Linked DNA regions of Homo sapiens: region 2 is linked to region 1. A link is an interaction called in ENCODE POLR2A ChIA-PET data of the cell type or tissue named here. Cell type or tissue: Panc1. All regions are shown on one strand.

What was found. ChIA-PET counts read pairs that join two places held together with the same protein. Peaks named below come from ENCODE experiments on the same cell type or tissue, not always from the same donor. Only the 100,000 strongest peaks of a DNase experiment are listed, where the experiment ranks them.
Region 2: POLR2A ChIA-PET joins it to region 1 with 7 read pairs; 3 of 35 experiments call an interaction of 5 or more read pairs at or near these places.

The regions. Positions count from the first base shown.
Region 1 is chr12:75,747,385-75,755,384 of GRCh38, reverse strand. The region is part of intron 1 of LOC105369844 (a long non-coding RNA gene); the gene reads left to right. Among named protein-coding and RNA genes, the nearest start is that of KRR1, 240 kb to the right of the region's middle. In Panc1, no CTCF peak of the experiment used is centred here; no DNase peak of the experiment used is centred here; H3K27ac peaks cover 6,612 bases.
Region 2 is chr12:76,047,751-76,055,750 of GRCh38, reverse strand. NAP1L1 (nucleosome assembly protein 1 like 1) reads left to right here. Exons shown (of 15, transcript NM_004537.7): 8 at 661-732; 9 at 1,842-1,981; 10 at 2,401-2,546; 11 at 2,641-2,660; 12 at 5,098-5,220; 13 at 5,966-5,995; 14 at 6,501-6,551; 15 at 7,287-8,000. The coding sequence ends at 7,322. Among named protein-coding and RNA genes, the nearest start is that of PHLDA1-DT, 20 kb to the right of the region's middle. RefSeq lists enhancers at 1-411, 1,541-2,041. In Panc1, a CTCF peak has its summit at 208; no DNase peak of the experiment used is centred here; H3K27ac peaks cover 1,140 bases.

The DNA.
Region 1 (8,000 bases):
CAGGATGTAGTGTGTGTGTGTGTGTGTGTGTGTGTGTGTGTGTGTGTAAAAATCCAGAGCCCATCAAAAGACATCTGGTTTGCTTTGGTATTTCACTCACATAAGGAAATGTAAACAGAGGGCTCTGTTTGGATTGTGACTTTTAAAAGCTATCAGCCTATTTCAGGTATCAGGTAGTTTATAGTTTTGACATTGCCTCTACCGCACTGAGAGATATAAACCCTCTCAGGTGCAGCATTTTCACGTTTAGACTTTTTTCAGGATTCTGAGCCAGGGGAAATAAACTGAAGAAATTAAGTGGGGCCAACAGATTGTGCATAAAGATGGCCTCCTTCCTGGAAGTAAGAGTCAGGGAACTCCCTCTCTCCCAAACAAATGGGTTGATGTTCCCCACATTCACCATCAGGAGAATTTGAGTGAATTACTTCAGAAAGCTACTTCACAAGAACTTTGTGTGATGGTGACTTCCTTGATTACACATCTGTGAAATTCAGTGTGTCTGCAAACCACAAGGTTTAAACCACAGTGTTTAAAGCACACACATTTCATTGAGGTACAAATTGATTGGAATCCATAGCTTCCCTTTAGCTCCATACCAACCAATTTTTATTAGGATGCTTTGATTATATGTCTGACCTTTTTTTCTCCCCTCTGTCTTCCATCCTTTCCTCTCCTTAACTAGATAAAACAAGATAATATGTAAGAGAGAAACTTTTCTTTAAAGGCAAAGTACTATATCCACATCAGAATAATAACTTATTGATTTATTTAGCCACCCAAATTAACCTGCAACTTGGTCCCAAAAGCAAAACACACTCAGAAAAAAAAGGTTTTTAGACTTAAAACTTTTTTTCTTCCTTGTGAACTTTATCTTTGCAACTAAACATACTGAGAACATGTGCTTCATCTTTTCTGATACTTTGTTCCTTTGTGTTCTTACTGCACCAAATTGGACTGTGGCATCCCTGATTTTATAGCATTTCTATTGTCACTGCATCTGTAGCTTGGCTTACACCTCAAAGGGCTGAAGTGTGAGATGAACATCCTGCCTGAGCTATGGATGATGGTATGTCTAAGAAAGAAAATAACATGTTCTCTACATCTCATGACTGTCCTTGAATCATTTGATCACAGTTCATTTGTCTTTTTATTCACTGAGAAAACATTTCATAAATCTGTGTGAGATTTATTACGAGATTCATTAGTTTACCATTTCATCTATTTCATCTTCAACATTTTCACATTTTAAATCTAAGAAATATTAAAATTAAGAAAATAATCTCCTTTTCTTTAGACATGAAAGCTTCATGGCTATTTTTTTTTTTTTTTTGACACAGAGTCTCACTCTGTTGCCCGGGCTGGAGTGCAGTGGCGTGATCTCAGCTCACCGCACTCCACCTCCTGGGTTCAAGTGATTCTCCCGCCTCAGCCTTCTGAGTAGCTGGGATTACAAGTGCTCACCACCACACCTGGATAATTTTTGTATCTTTAGTAGAGACGGGGTTTCACCACGTTGGTCAGGCTGGCCTTGACCTCCTGACCTCATGATCTGCCCTCCTCGGCCTCCCAAAATGCTGGTATTGCAGGCATGAGCCACCGGGCCTGGCCCTCATTCATCCTTCCAAGACCCACATTAAATACCATTTCTTCCATGAAATATTTTCTAGCCCCATCACCCCAATCAGATATGAACCTTCTGAAACCCTAGTATATTAATTTACATCAATATTACAGAACATATATCACTACTAGCATTATTATATTGGTATACTTACTTTTGCTGATAGGTTGTGCAGCTGCAATGTTCCTGGCATTATGCTAGGCACTTAATTTACATTATTTCATTCAAATTTTAGGATTTCACATCAACTCTATGAACTACATAGAATCTCCATTTTATAATTTAAGACACCAAGTTTGAATAAGTTGCTCAAGGACAAGTCTTAGATTCAAATCCAGATCTATTTTCCACCAAAGCACATGCTTTCTCTATTAGACTATACTGCCTTTTGTGGTGAAAGGCTGTCTTACTTAGTTGTATGCCTCTTGTAACTCCTCAAACAATGAAAGTGATTTGTATGTAGTGGGCCTGGGAGGGTGTAGGCTGGGAGCTGCCAGCATATATCATGTATTATGTAAACCCTAAGATGGAGGTCAAAATGGAGGAGCACTGAACCAAGAAGAGAGACTAGGTCTGGGTGACATTACTTTAGCATCTGCATCAACCCAGTCCTATCTTTGAACTGTTCAAGTACATGAACCAGTATAGTCCAGTATGTATTGGATTTACTGTTTCATAATTTTTCTAAAACGATAGATCAGGGATATGTTGTAGGCTTTGATGTCACCAAGGTATTTGACAATTTGTTAAAATATGTTCATGGACAAGAAGGTGAATTGTAGGTTGTCTAATATATACTCAAATTATGTTTACCATTTCATCTATTTCATCTTCAACATTTTTACATTCTAAAATGTAAAATGATAGCACTCTGGAAAGGTTCTCTTTTTGGTATTTCACAAATCTTATCAATGCCTTAGAAGAAAATCTAGGTGAGCAAATATAAACTCTTATAGATCTTGAAAATAACGCTTGTACGTTGGATACCCAAATTCTAAATAGTCAGGAAGCACCTCATCCAATATGGTTATGGATAATGCACAGGAAAAAACCTAGGATGTTTAGGTTAGTGTTGGAAATCAGAGAGGAGGTGACAGAGTCTACCTGAGATTTTGCAGGGCAAGGTTAAAGGCAAGAAGCCAAGGCCAAAAAATACCCAGAGGCAGCATTAGCAATAAAACCATTCAGATATAGGTTCATATCATACTCTCGTCAATGAATAACTGTGGAACTTCAAGAAATTACTTAATCAATTACCCCTTGTTTCTGCACCTGTAGATACCTATCAACTGGGCTGTTGAGAAATAAGGAGGGCTGTTGAGGAATAACGCTTCCTATGTGGAAGTGTTAGATACACAGTAGATGCTCAATACATATGATTTGTTTGAAAGCATATTATGTACTAGGAGCTGGCTAATAATATGCTGGGAGCAAGGAGGGAAGGCCAAGGACCTGGGAGGCGGGGAAGCAGGAACAGTCATGAAGATGCATGAGTAATTCTGCAGAACATGATCTTTCTCATCTGGGAACAAATTTTTCCCCCATAACCTCTTAAGCGATCCACTTAGCACCTTGTAAGAAGGAAAGAACAAAGGTGATATAATCAATTTAACAAGGGTTAAATGTTAAGTTCCATAATAATAATAATAATAAAACCACCATTTAGATAATTATAGAACACAGTAAATTTGGTGGTGTAGATCAATAATAACTTGATTAGAGTTCATGGAATGATACTGTTTCTAAAATGTTTGGCATCCTTAGAATGTTTTGATAGAAGCAGAGGGTACATAGTCTAAGAATTATTAACTATCTTACTATTTGACCAGAGCAATTTAGCTGGAAACAATTTGATCAACATAACCTTGGTTGACATATTGATGCAGTTGAAATAGATATTTCCCAGTCATAGATTTTTGGAACATTGGTAATTTTTGTATCTAATTTTTAGCCATTGAATCTTACTCTGACTTAATTTTTCGAGTGAAAAGTTGGGACAACACCAGTGTTAATATTGGAATTCTTCATGGTTTTGAAGAGTACTTATCTTTTACTTATTATAAAAACAGAAACCCATTATAGAAAAGCTAGAAAATACAAGCAAAAGAACAACAACAAGAAATGCATCTTTTTGCCCACCCTTAGGTAACCACTGTTATTATCTTGGCTTATATCATTCCAGGTTCTTTTCCTTGCCTTTCATTGATCTGACAAAGGAAGGGACTGTGCTGCAAAGTAGTGAGCTCTCCGTTTTCAGAAGTTTTCAAGCAGAAGTAGGAAAATCTATCAGAGATGTGTCAGAGATATGGTATAAAAGAAAGGTTAAATTTTATAATGTCTAGTTTTTTTCAACTTTAGGATTCTAAGAAAAAAAACGATAAATGCCATTGTAATGCTCACAAGGATTGTTCATTTATATTGTATTTGTGGGATTCAGCTGAAAAATAACTTCTAAAATTCCAGCTCTGATTGGTAATTCATTCTGTCGTTTCTGAGGTATTGGCTTGAACGCCTATATTTGATTTCTGTGCTTGAGTAAACCCACCCACTGGCCAGACTGAACCCCAGTGTGTTTGACATTTTCCCTTTTGAACAGCATCCAGCATAATGTAGCTTACTGGAAAAAATCTACACAGTGTGACTCAGAAAGTCATGCAAGCATTTCTTTCTGTGGAATTCTTTATTTTTTTTTCCCAAAATGAAAATAGATCACATTATTTGAGGATAAACAAATCTGAAAGTGTTTCCAGTAATATCTTTTTATGTATAAGCTGCTGAAGATTAACTAGCAGTTCTTGGCTAAGATCTTGCTTCCTACCTAAATATCTCAGTAAATGCTGTCCTATTGAAATAAAATTCAACTTTTCAAAGTTTCCAACTGGAAATAGAAAATGAAGTCCTACTTCCCAGAAGGAGGAGTCATGCTTTCTTTTTGTTTAAAATGTCCGTAAATTATCCAACACAGGCCCAGCCACGCAGTGTACATTTAATGCCCTCTAAATGAAACTATGTAAGATAAAATTACAGCTTATGAAAAACCATGTAAGCTACATGGTTTAACAAGATCTGGATTCTTCTTCCTTTATCTTCCTTTGTTTTCTGATAAATTTCGGGAAATACTCCCAAATAAGCACATGTATTGTCAATACTCATAATTTAAAATTTATTATTTGTTTTAATTTTTATTTTAGGTTTGGGGGTACATGTGAAGGTTTGTTGTTACATAGATAAACATGTGTCATGGGAGTTTGTTGTACATATTATTACATCACCCAGGTAGTAAACCCAGTACCCTAATATTGTTTTTAAGGAGTTGTATTTTAGATATGTTTTTATAATTATTAATGGAGTGTTATTAGCTGAACATGCACATTTGAGATGTTCTTTAGGTAGAAGGATCTGTATGCAACTCGGCAAGTACTTTTAGAAGGTATTGACTATTGTAATGTTGGCAGTATAAAAGGAAGGAAGACAGGACCATAAGACTTGAGAGAATGGTAGTGGAAAAAGAAATAAGCTACAGAATGTTTGATCTGATCAATAAATAATAAAATAGTAGCTACATGTATTGAGTATCTACATTGTATATATTAGATACTAGGTTAGGTGGTTTGTATATACACTGCCTTTTATCGCCACCCTACAATACAGCATTATCATCTCCAATTTACGGGTGAATGTTCTGAAGCTGAGAAGAGCTGGGATTCATAGTTTGTCCCACGATAAAACTTACTTTCTTCAACCTATACCATGTTGTCTCAGACGTATCATAAATAAAACCAGGACAGACAAAGAATAAAAATGAAATCTTAAAATTCTCACAATGTAACAGTAAACAAAGTAAACAATCCAATTAGGAAATAGATAATAGACATGAAACATTTCACTGAAAAGATATACAGAAGGCAAATAAGCACATGAAAAGATGTTCTACATCGTCAGCCGTTAGGAACATGCAAATTAAAACCATAGTGAATTTAAAATTTAAATTAAATTAAAACCATACAGTACATCTATCAATGGCTAAAAAAAAAAAAAAAAAAATTAATGATGTAACCGTCCAATGGGTTCACTTTTCCCTCTGCCTAGACAGAGCCAATTTATCAAGACAGGGGAATTGCAATGGAGAAAGAGTAATTCACGCAGAGCCAGCTGTGCCGGAGACCAGAGTTTTATTGTTACTCAAATCAGTCTCCCCAAGCATTTGGGGATCAGAGTTTTATTTTTATTTTATTTTATTTTTTATTATACTTTAAGTTCTAGGGTACATGTGCACAACGTGCAGGTTTGTTACACATGTATACATGTGCCATGTTGGTGTGCTGCACCCAGTAACTCATCATTTACATTAGGTATATCTCCTAATGCTAACACTCCACCTTCCCCCAACCCCATGACAGGCCCTGGTGTGTGATGTTCCCCACCCTGTGTCCACGTGTTCTCATTGTTCAGTTCCCACCTATGAGTGAGAACATGTGGTGTTTGGTTTTCTGTCCTTGCGATAGTTTGCTCAGAATGATGGTTTCCAGCTTTATCCATGTCCCTGCAAAGGACATGAACTCATCCTTTTTTATGGCTGCATAGTATTCCATGGTGTATATGTGCCACATTTTCTTAATCCAGTCTATCATTGATGGACATTTGGGTTGATTCTAAGTCTTTGTTATTGTGAATAGTGCCACAATAACATACGTGTGCATGTGTCTTTATAGCAGCATGATGTATAATCCTTTGGGTATATACCCAGTAATGGGATGGCTGGGTCAAATGGTATTTCTAGTTCTAGATCCTTGAGGAATCGCCACAGTGTCTTCCACAATGGTTGAACTAGTTTACAGTCCCACCAACAGTGTAAAAGTGTTCCTATTTCTCCACATCCTCTCCAGCACCTGTTGTTTCCTGACTTTTTAGTGATCACCATTCTAACTGGTGTGAGATGGTATCTCATTGTGGTTTTGATTTGCACTTCTCTGATGGCCAGTGATGATGAGCATTTTTTCATGTGTCTGTTGGCTGCATAAATGTCTTCTTTTGAGAAGTGTCTGTTCATATACTTCAGCCACTTTTTGATGGGGTTGTTTGATTTTTTCTTGTGAATTTGTTTAAGTTCTTTGTAGATTCTGGATATTAGCCCTTTGTCAGATGGGTAGATTGTAAAAATTTTCTCCCATTCTGTAGGTTTCCTGTTCACTCTGATGGTAGTTTCTTTTGCTGTGCAGAAGCTCTTTAGTTTAATTAGATCTCGGAGATCAGAGTTTTAAAAGATAATTTGGCGGGTAGGGGCTTGGAAAGTGGGGAGTGCTGATTGGTCAGGTTGGAAATGGAATCAAAGGGGGTTGAAGTGAGTTTTTCTTAACGTCTTCTGTTCCTGGGTAGGATGGCAGAACGGGTTGGGCCAGATTACCAGTCTGGATGGTGTCAGCTGATCCGTCAAGTGCAGGGTCTGCAAAATATCTCAAGCACTGATCTTAAGCTTTACAATAGTGATGTTATTCCCAGAAGCAATTTGGGGAGGTTTAGACTCTTGGAGCCAGAGGCTGCATGACCCCTAAATTGTCATTTCTAATCTTGTAGCTAATTTGTTAGTCCTGCAAAGACTGGACATCAGGCAAGAAGGGGGTCTTTTCGGAAACGGCTGTTATCAATTTTGTTTTAGAGTCAAAACATGAACTGAGTTCTTTCCCAAAGTTAGTTTGGCCTGCACCCAGCAATGAGCAAGGACAGCTGAAGGTTTATAAGTAAGATAGAGTCAGTTAGGTCTGATTTCTTTCACTGTCATAATTTCCTCAGTTATAATTTTGCAAAGGCAGTTTCAGTGACATCACCCAGTGCTGGCAAGGATGTAGAGAAACTGGATCATTGTTACATTGCTGATGCTACAGAGATTCTGGAAAACAGTTTGCAGTTCCTTTAAAACTAAACATGTAATTACCATATGGCTCAGTAATTGTACTCCAGGGAATTTGTCCCAGAAAAATGGGAGCTTATGCTCACACACAAAACCTGTACACAAATGTTTAAATCAGCTTTATATATAATAGCCCGTAACTAAAAATGACTCAGATATTCTTCAACAGATGAATGGTCAAACTGTGGTATATCAGTACCATGGAATACTACTTATAAATAAAAAGAAATGAGTTACTGATACATGCAACAATCTGGATGAATCACCAAAGGATTATGCTGAGGTTTTTTTTTTTTTTTTTTTTTTGAGACGGAGTTTCGCTCTTGTTGCCCAGGCTGGAGTGCAATGGCGCAATCTCGGCTCACTGCAGCCTCCGCCTCCCAGGTTCAAGCAATTCTCCTGCCTCAGCCTCCCGAGAAGCTGGGATTACAGGCATGCACCACCACGCCCGGCTAATTTTGTACTTTTAGT
Region 2 (8,000 bases), 300 kb before region 1:
GGAAGTATGATGGGAAAGTTAATCTTATAGCTGCAATTATGCAATTCCCTTAACTCTTCCAGGAGAAATTTGCATTTTAAAAGAATACCATAAAGATGTTAAACTCATTCACAATGGTTACATTCTCTGGCAAACCATAACTGTTGTCACCTTTGGGAAACTGCCTCAAGCATTTCTTGAGTGAGCCCCTACCGTCTACATTGTAGTAGTACATGTTGCCCTGTCTTGTCATTGTTGGAAGTTACATGGAGAAAAAGAAATGATCTTCACACAATTACTGCTTATTACAATTCTACTTTAGCAAAGTGGAAAAGGAACGACCAGGAGGAAGGGGACAAGCAGCTGGAAAAGGCAGCAATTACAATCAGGAAACATTTTAAAAGTAGATATGCCTTATTTAGACTTGATTTTGGATTTTTCAACCTATATAATAATTCAGTTGTCTATTTGGACACTTTTTCTCTACCAGTGGCAGTAGAACTACAGTATAAATTAGCTTTAGTATAAGCCATAACCTGGAGAGTAAGTCTTAAGGTTCATAATTGCTATACAAAACTACTTTGAAATATATTATGTCTCAGTCAGCTGGTGTTTGTGTAGTAACAGAACACAGTCCTCGAATGCCATGTTATTCATTTTTATTATTTTTTTAATTTGAAGGAACACGATGAACCTATTCTGAAGCACTTGAAAGATATTAAAGTGAAGTTCTCAGATGCTGGCCAGCCTATGGTAAAAGAACTTTGAAATATTTATAATTTTGTAACATGCTTACAGGTAGATAAATAGAAGCTTTTAAAAAGATAACATTCAAGGGTAAGGTTGGTGCTCTTTGTTATAGTGAATAAATATTTGGATGCTGCTAATTGTGAGGCAGTATTTATTCCTTTTCCTCCTTCTGATCATAAATTGTGTTTGAAACACAGACAATCCTTGTTCCTGGATAAGTGGATAAAAATAATGCCAAGGGAACATGAATAAGTACTTTTTCTGCATTAAAAGGCATGAGCTTGGGAATTACACAAAACTGATGTTAGAGGATGCCCACTCCCTAATGAGGAAAGATCAGCCAACAAGCTGTCCACCAAACCACCAGAATTAATGTCAACTAAGGGCAAAACTGCTAAGAATATAGGCTGTAGATGCTTAAGGTTGGGCTTTTTCTGTGTCAAGTTCACGTTTAGTCTACTATTTAAAAGCCTGATTCCTCCAGTAGTTGGGGAGTAAGGGAGGCAACATGGTCACTTTATTCAGGAATGCCTAGCCTGTTGTGTAAACATGTTAATTATTTAATAGATGTAAATTGAAACTAAGTTCTATTCAGTTCAATTTGTACCTCATTATTATTTTAACGTAATTTTTTTGATTTTAACATAATTTGGGGCTCATCTGACAGTCTGTCCCATTCTTAAATATTTCATGGCTGGGTGCAGTGGCTCACACCTGTAATCCCAGCACTTTGGGAGGCCGAGGTGGGTGGATCACTTGAGGTCCGGAGGTCAATACCAGCCTGTCCAACGTGGTGAAACACTGTCTGTACTAAAAATACAAAAATTAACTGGGTGTGGTGGCACACACCTATAATCCCAGATAATTGGCAGGCTGGCGCACCAGAATCACTTGAATCTGGGAGGCAAAGGTTGCAGTGAGCTGAAATTGTGCCCCTGCACTCCGGCCTGGGCAACAATGCAAGACTCAGTCTCAAAAAGAAGATTGTATTTCAGAGTAGAAAAAAAAATTATCATTTAGAATATTTATAAAAACAGATGAAGCTGTGTTTACTAAAGTACTGAAATATGTGAGGTAGGTATTTAACTGATTTTTATGCTTCCTCTCCCCAGAGTTTTGTCTTAGAATTTCACTTTGAACCCAATGAATATTTTACAAATGAAGTGCTGACAAAGACATACAGGATGAGGTCAGAACCAGATGATTCTGATCCCTTTTCTTTTGATGGACCAGAAATTATGGGTTGTACAGGGTGAGTTTAATTTTACTACCTTAACAAAATGTTTTTTCTGTTTTTGTTATACTTGATTTGTATACTCGGTTATTTTCAGTTACATATGTACATAGTCTGTCTCTGAACATTTTGGTAATATGTTTTCTGAAAAGTGCTTATCAAGTTTCCTGTAATTCTCCTTGGACCCATGACTGTCTCACATATATTTTTGCAGAGGAATGCTTCTTTAAATTATACTATGTGTTTGTGCTAATTGTAAATGTGTTTATTTTAAATATTTGCTTAGAAATAAAATTTTTCCCTTTATACTGCTATAGAAAACATTTGAAGCAATTCACCCTTCTAAAATTTGAAATCTAAATAGAACATTTACTTCTAAAAGTTTAGCAGTTGAAAGATTGTCAATTGTAATAGATTTTTCTTCTTTGTTTTGCAAGGTGCCAGATAGATTGGAAAAAAGGAAAGAATGTCACTTTGAAAACTATTAAGAAGAAGCAGAAACACAAGGGACGTGGGACAGTTCGTACTGTGACTAAAACAGTTTCCAATGACTCTTTCTTTAACTTTTTTGCCCCTCCTGAAGGTAAATAATGTTTTAGCTTGAGTATTAACGGTTGTTTTATAAAAAGCATTGCTTAGCTTCTTATTCATTGTAATTTCTTTTCTCAATTTTGCAGTTCCTGAGAGTGGAGATCTGGTAAGTTGAATTGTTATATATTTATTGAATTGTTAAGTATATTTGAAATTAAAGCACTGAATTTCAAAAATGGAGAGTGGGATGGTTGTTACATTGAGTTCTGAGGCCTACAATGCATGGGGCAGACTTTTTGGATATGAAAAATAATTCCATTCAAAATTATATCAGTGCTTCTGCTGAGAAACACTGAGATAAAAAGCTTAAGGTTTTCTTTTCTTTTGAAACTTCACATATTGCTGTGAGGGATTTAACTTTTCAAAACTGTTGTCTTCCTTAGTAAAACCAGAATATATTAAGTCACTTATACTGTTACATTCCTAACTACATTATGGTTCAAATTCATTCCTGAATTTGTTACTCCAATGTAAATATGGTTTCATATTGTGACTAAGTATGTTCACATATATGGCATATGGCAAAGAACATGAAATGTTCCTGCCATATAGACTGAACTGAGGAACAACCTTAAAGAAAGTCTATACACACAAGGTAGGGCAGGTATGTTTTGAATTTGGTTTTCTTTTGGGCATGTTTTTGAATTTAAATTAACTGAGATAGTTTAAATAGTTTGTACATATATGGAATTAGAAATTAACCTAAACTGAATACTTTTGAATTGGAATACTCTTGGCTAAGACTTAGAACAAATTTGTAAAAGGCAAAAGTAAGTATTTCTGGCTTGGCTTATAGGACAAAAAAAGAGAACATAAAGCAGTGTGAATTTCAGGTGAGAAAAACTACTTTAAGTATTAAGATAGAGCATCACACTATTTTCATATCAGTGGATGGGTTGGAGTTTGTGTTCAAGTTTGGGGTTTTTTTTTGTTTGTTTGTTTGTTTGTTACTAAATATTGATGATGACAAAACAGTCTAGTTAAGGATAGAAAACCTCCACCTGTGGTTTGAATTCCTCCCCACCCCCTTTTGGATTTTTCTATTTATTAGATTATGTTGTTGACTCAAACATTCATGGAATTCACAGAGGGTGTGCTCATTGTTTAGTATCATAGAACTTGTATCATTGTTTAGTATCATAGAAGTGGGATTATTTTATTTTATTATTATTATTTTTTTTTTGAGATGAAGTATTGCTCTGTCATCCAGGCTGGAGTGCAGTGGTGCGATCTCCACTCACCACAACCTCTGCCTCCCGGGTTCAAGCAATTCTCCTGCCTCAGCCTCCCGAGTAGCTGGGATTACAGGCACGTGCCATTGAACTCGCTAATTTTTGTATTTTTAGTAGAGACGGGGTTTCACCATGTTGGCCAGGCTGGTCTTGAACTCCTGACCTCAGGTAATCTGCCTGCCTTGGCCTCCCAAAGTCCTGGGATTACAGGCATGAGCCAGGCCAAAGTGGGATTATTTTAATTGTGAATAATGTCAGACCCACTTTTGCCCTGTGCTTTTCTATTAAATAGAAATCCTAAGCCAGGTACAGCTTCAGGCACCTGTAGTCCCAGCTGCTCTGGTGGCGGAGGTGGAAGGATCACTTGAGGCCAGCCTGGGCAACATAGCGAGACCCTGTCTCTAAAAAAGAAAAGTGCTAGGGGCACCTGATTTAGTTAGTATATTGTCTTTCTGAACTAGGACTGTCTCATTTGGGATTAGTAGACTTAAAACTGTACAGCTGTTTGGGTACTGTCTTTTAGGAACTATAAAGTGATCCTCTGTGGTTGTTTATTATGTCCTTCTATTTGCTATGTACTTAACAATATTAACAATAACTATATATTAACAATAACCCAAGGGTTTTTTTTTTTATTTTTCTATTTGGTGTTTTCAATAATATTTTAAAAGGAAAATTGCGGACATGTAACAGTTGCTTTTATGTATTTATGTTTAAACCAGCAAAAACTAAGCAGTTCTAATTTTTATTCTTCACAATTTATCTTAGTATGCATACTGGCCTGCTAGCTTATTTTCTTTTTGTTAAAAACTTGGAAAAGTTATTAAGGAAATTTAAAAATGACAAATCATTTGTTAACATGGTGTGAGAAAAATCATGGAAAGTAAAAAGTAAAGTTGAGCATTTCTTCCCTTCATCATATAATTTAAACTGAAGAGTCTGTCTTTTTTTTTTTTTTTTTTCGGTTGCCCAGGCTAGAGTACACTGGTGTGATCACAGCTCATTTCAGCCTCAAGCTGCTGGGCTCCAGCAATCTTCCCACCTCAGCCTCTCAAGTAGCTGAGACTACAGGCGTGTGCCACCCTGCCCAGTTAATTGTTTATTTTTTGTACAAACGCAGGGGGCGTCTCACTATGTTGCTTAGGTTGCTCTTGAACTTCTGGGCTCAAGTGATCCTCCTACTTTGGCCTCCTGAAGTGTTGGGACTACAGTTGTGAGCCATCACACCCAGCCTCTAAGAGTCTTACATGTGCCAAATTAAGTAACACAGTTATTCCTAAATTTTCTGCTTTTGTTTTCCTTTAAAAATAGGATGATGATGCTGAAGCTATCCTTGCTGCAGACTTCGAAATTGGTCACTTTTTACGTGAGCGTATAATCCCAAGATCAGTGTTATATTTTACTGGAGAAGCTATTGAAGATGATGATGATGATGTAAGCGAATTTGAATCCTGCAAAGAAATAATTGGTTGAGGGTATAGTGGTCAGAATTGGTAATAGATTAGTTTAGTTTTTAAGAAGCAGGACATAATATAATTCAAAATTAGGCTAATTACTGATGTTCTGTATATAGCTTTTCTGGGTTTTAAGTATGTCTCCTTAGGATTTTTGGATTCATTTATCTTAGCTTTTAATTTTCTGCTAATAAGATTGTTCTGAGTTTATGAAACTTTTTTATGTTTGGTTAGTGCTATAGATCTATTATGCCCTTGCCTTGACTTCACAGAGCTAGGACTTTCTTTAGTGCACAAGAAAACATTTACTGGGAGGCATAGAATTTCTATTCAAGGTAGTATTGAATGATGGTTAGGTTAAGATTAGGTTGCATATAGATGTTTTGAATATGTTTATTGCTCAACGGCAATTGTTAGAGTAGGCTTTAGGTCCTTTTCGTACAGTGCATTCCACACTTAAGTGTAGGTGAGTAATATTTACAGTAATACTTGTCTGATCATCCACTTTATCCACATGATTGTACTCTGTTCTTTAATTTTATAAATTGGCAGTGAGCAGAGTGATTCTTGCAGCTACTATGTGTTTTAATTTATAATCAGCCCCTTGATAGGAAAGTAGGTTTTCTCTTTTTAGACACTAGTTTATACAGTGATAAATGTTACTGATGCTACTCTGAAATGTGTGTTACATTCACTCAACACTTAACGCTGTTTTTCCTTTTCAGTATGATGAAGAAGGTGAAGAAGCGGATGAGGTAATGTTTACCAAATGAGCAAATAATTCTCTGTGGTTAACACATTGAGAAGCAAATTGAATGACTTATGTATTCCTTTGCTATAATCATTCTGTGATTTGGGATAAAAACATTTTGGAAAACATGATTTTAGAATTCTACAGCCAAACAATGTATGTATAAGGTTTCAATAAATAAATTGCAAAACTCAGCAACATTTTTTTATTTCAAATAATTTTGTTCTGCTGCAGGGTTATCAGCTCTTTGAAGAAGTCAAAAGCTGCAGTAAACTTTTCCAACGTTGGCTGCAGTAACTATTTTCAATAAAAGCTGTCTGGATGTCTCAAGTTGTGTTGGGAAATTTTTCATATTAGAAGCTTTCAAATTAAATTGTATTATCATCAAAGTCTGTAATCATGAAAATCTGTTGATCCGTAGAGTAACTTGTATTAAATTTTCCCTACATTATGAGCCAGTTTACCTACTATGTACATACTTCATGGATGCATTTTGAACTTTAATATAGGAAGGGGAAGAAGAAGGAGATGAGGAAAATGATCCAGACTATGACCCAAAGGTGAGCAAAATTAGTGCTGCTTTCTATTAAATTTAAGATAGCTAAAGTAAGAGTTGGTGTTTTTGAATATCAAGTTTCTCTCCGTTAAAGTCTTTAATAAATAAAGCCTATTGACTGGATAACTTTGTTTTTTCAGTCCCACTGGCATTGTGAACAGTACACATAATTTCAGTGGACGTTTTTCTAAAAAACATTGTTTTTTGTTTGGACTTCGTGCTTTTTATAGTTTCAGGTACAGTGAACCCTAGGATTCTATTTTAATGGGACGATTTGTAACAGTTTTTAAGCATTAGAAAATAAAGGTTTTTAAAAGATCTGGTTGTAGGAGTGTTCGGGAACTGGGGAGCAGTGCAGTTTGTTAGATCCTTCCAACTACTCTTACTCAGTCCCTGAGAGTCCTAGTCTATTATTCCTGAGAATTTGTTATATTAGGATTAGCAAAAACAAAGCTGATTGGTAATATAACTAACATAAATTGCTTGGTAACTTTATTTTTTTAAGATTATGGTTTAGCGTGTGTCACATTTTATGGAGTTAATTCTACAGTGTAAAGTTTGAGCTTGATTTTAGCATTTCAGTGACTTGCTAATAAAATAAATAATTTACCACCATTGTCCTATACCATTTCTTTTGACAACAGTGAGCTACTGTTATAATTAAGGCAGTAATTACTATTGAGAAATTCACTGAAGCAGGTAGAAGAAGATAGATTGACTTGTTGTTTTCCTTTAACAGAAGGATCAAAACCCAGCAGAGTGCAAGCAGCAGTGAAGCAGGATGTATGTGGCCTTGAGGATAACCTGCACTGTAATAGCCTAAACACAACTCTTATTTACTTACAGCCTTATGTTTTTGTATTTTCTTGGTAGACTAGGTAATTTTTTTTTAAAGGACAGGAAACTGATATTTTAAAGACCAATTTGTTCTACCTAGCATTTTAACTAGTTTTTCTGCCAGCTATGTTGAATGCACAAATTCTGTCACGCATGTTCATTCATTGCTACATAATTTGGTTCTTCTGGAATATTTTTATGTAGCTCTTGGAGTACAGCTATGAAAATTAACAACTGTTAAAGGAAATACCTTTTTTTTTTTTTTGTAATTTTTTCCTTGAAGAACCAAAGTATTTTTTCAGCTGGTTGTTGAATAGGGTTAAGTCCGCTTGGATTAGCTGTGCCTTTCATTACTTTGTTACAGAAATGCAGTGACTTATACTAAGACAATTTATTGTTTAAAAAAAAAATTGGCAAGACAACTATATGGTTAAGAATTTCCAGTATGACCACACCCAATAACTGTTATTAGAGTGTTAATGGATTATTGTGTTTTAGGTGACATAGTTAACTGTAAAGTAACCTGACTCAGTATAGTTACTGGTACCACAGTGAGGTGAATAAAACGGGATTTTCAGAAGTTAGCCTGAATTTAACTGTATTTTTAAATTTAACC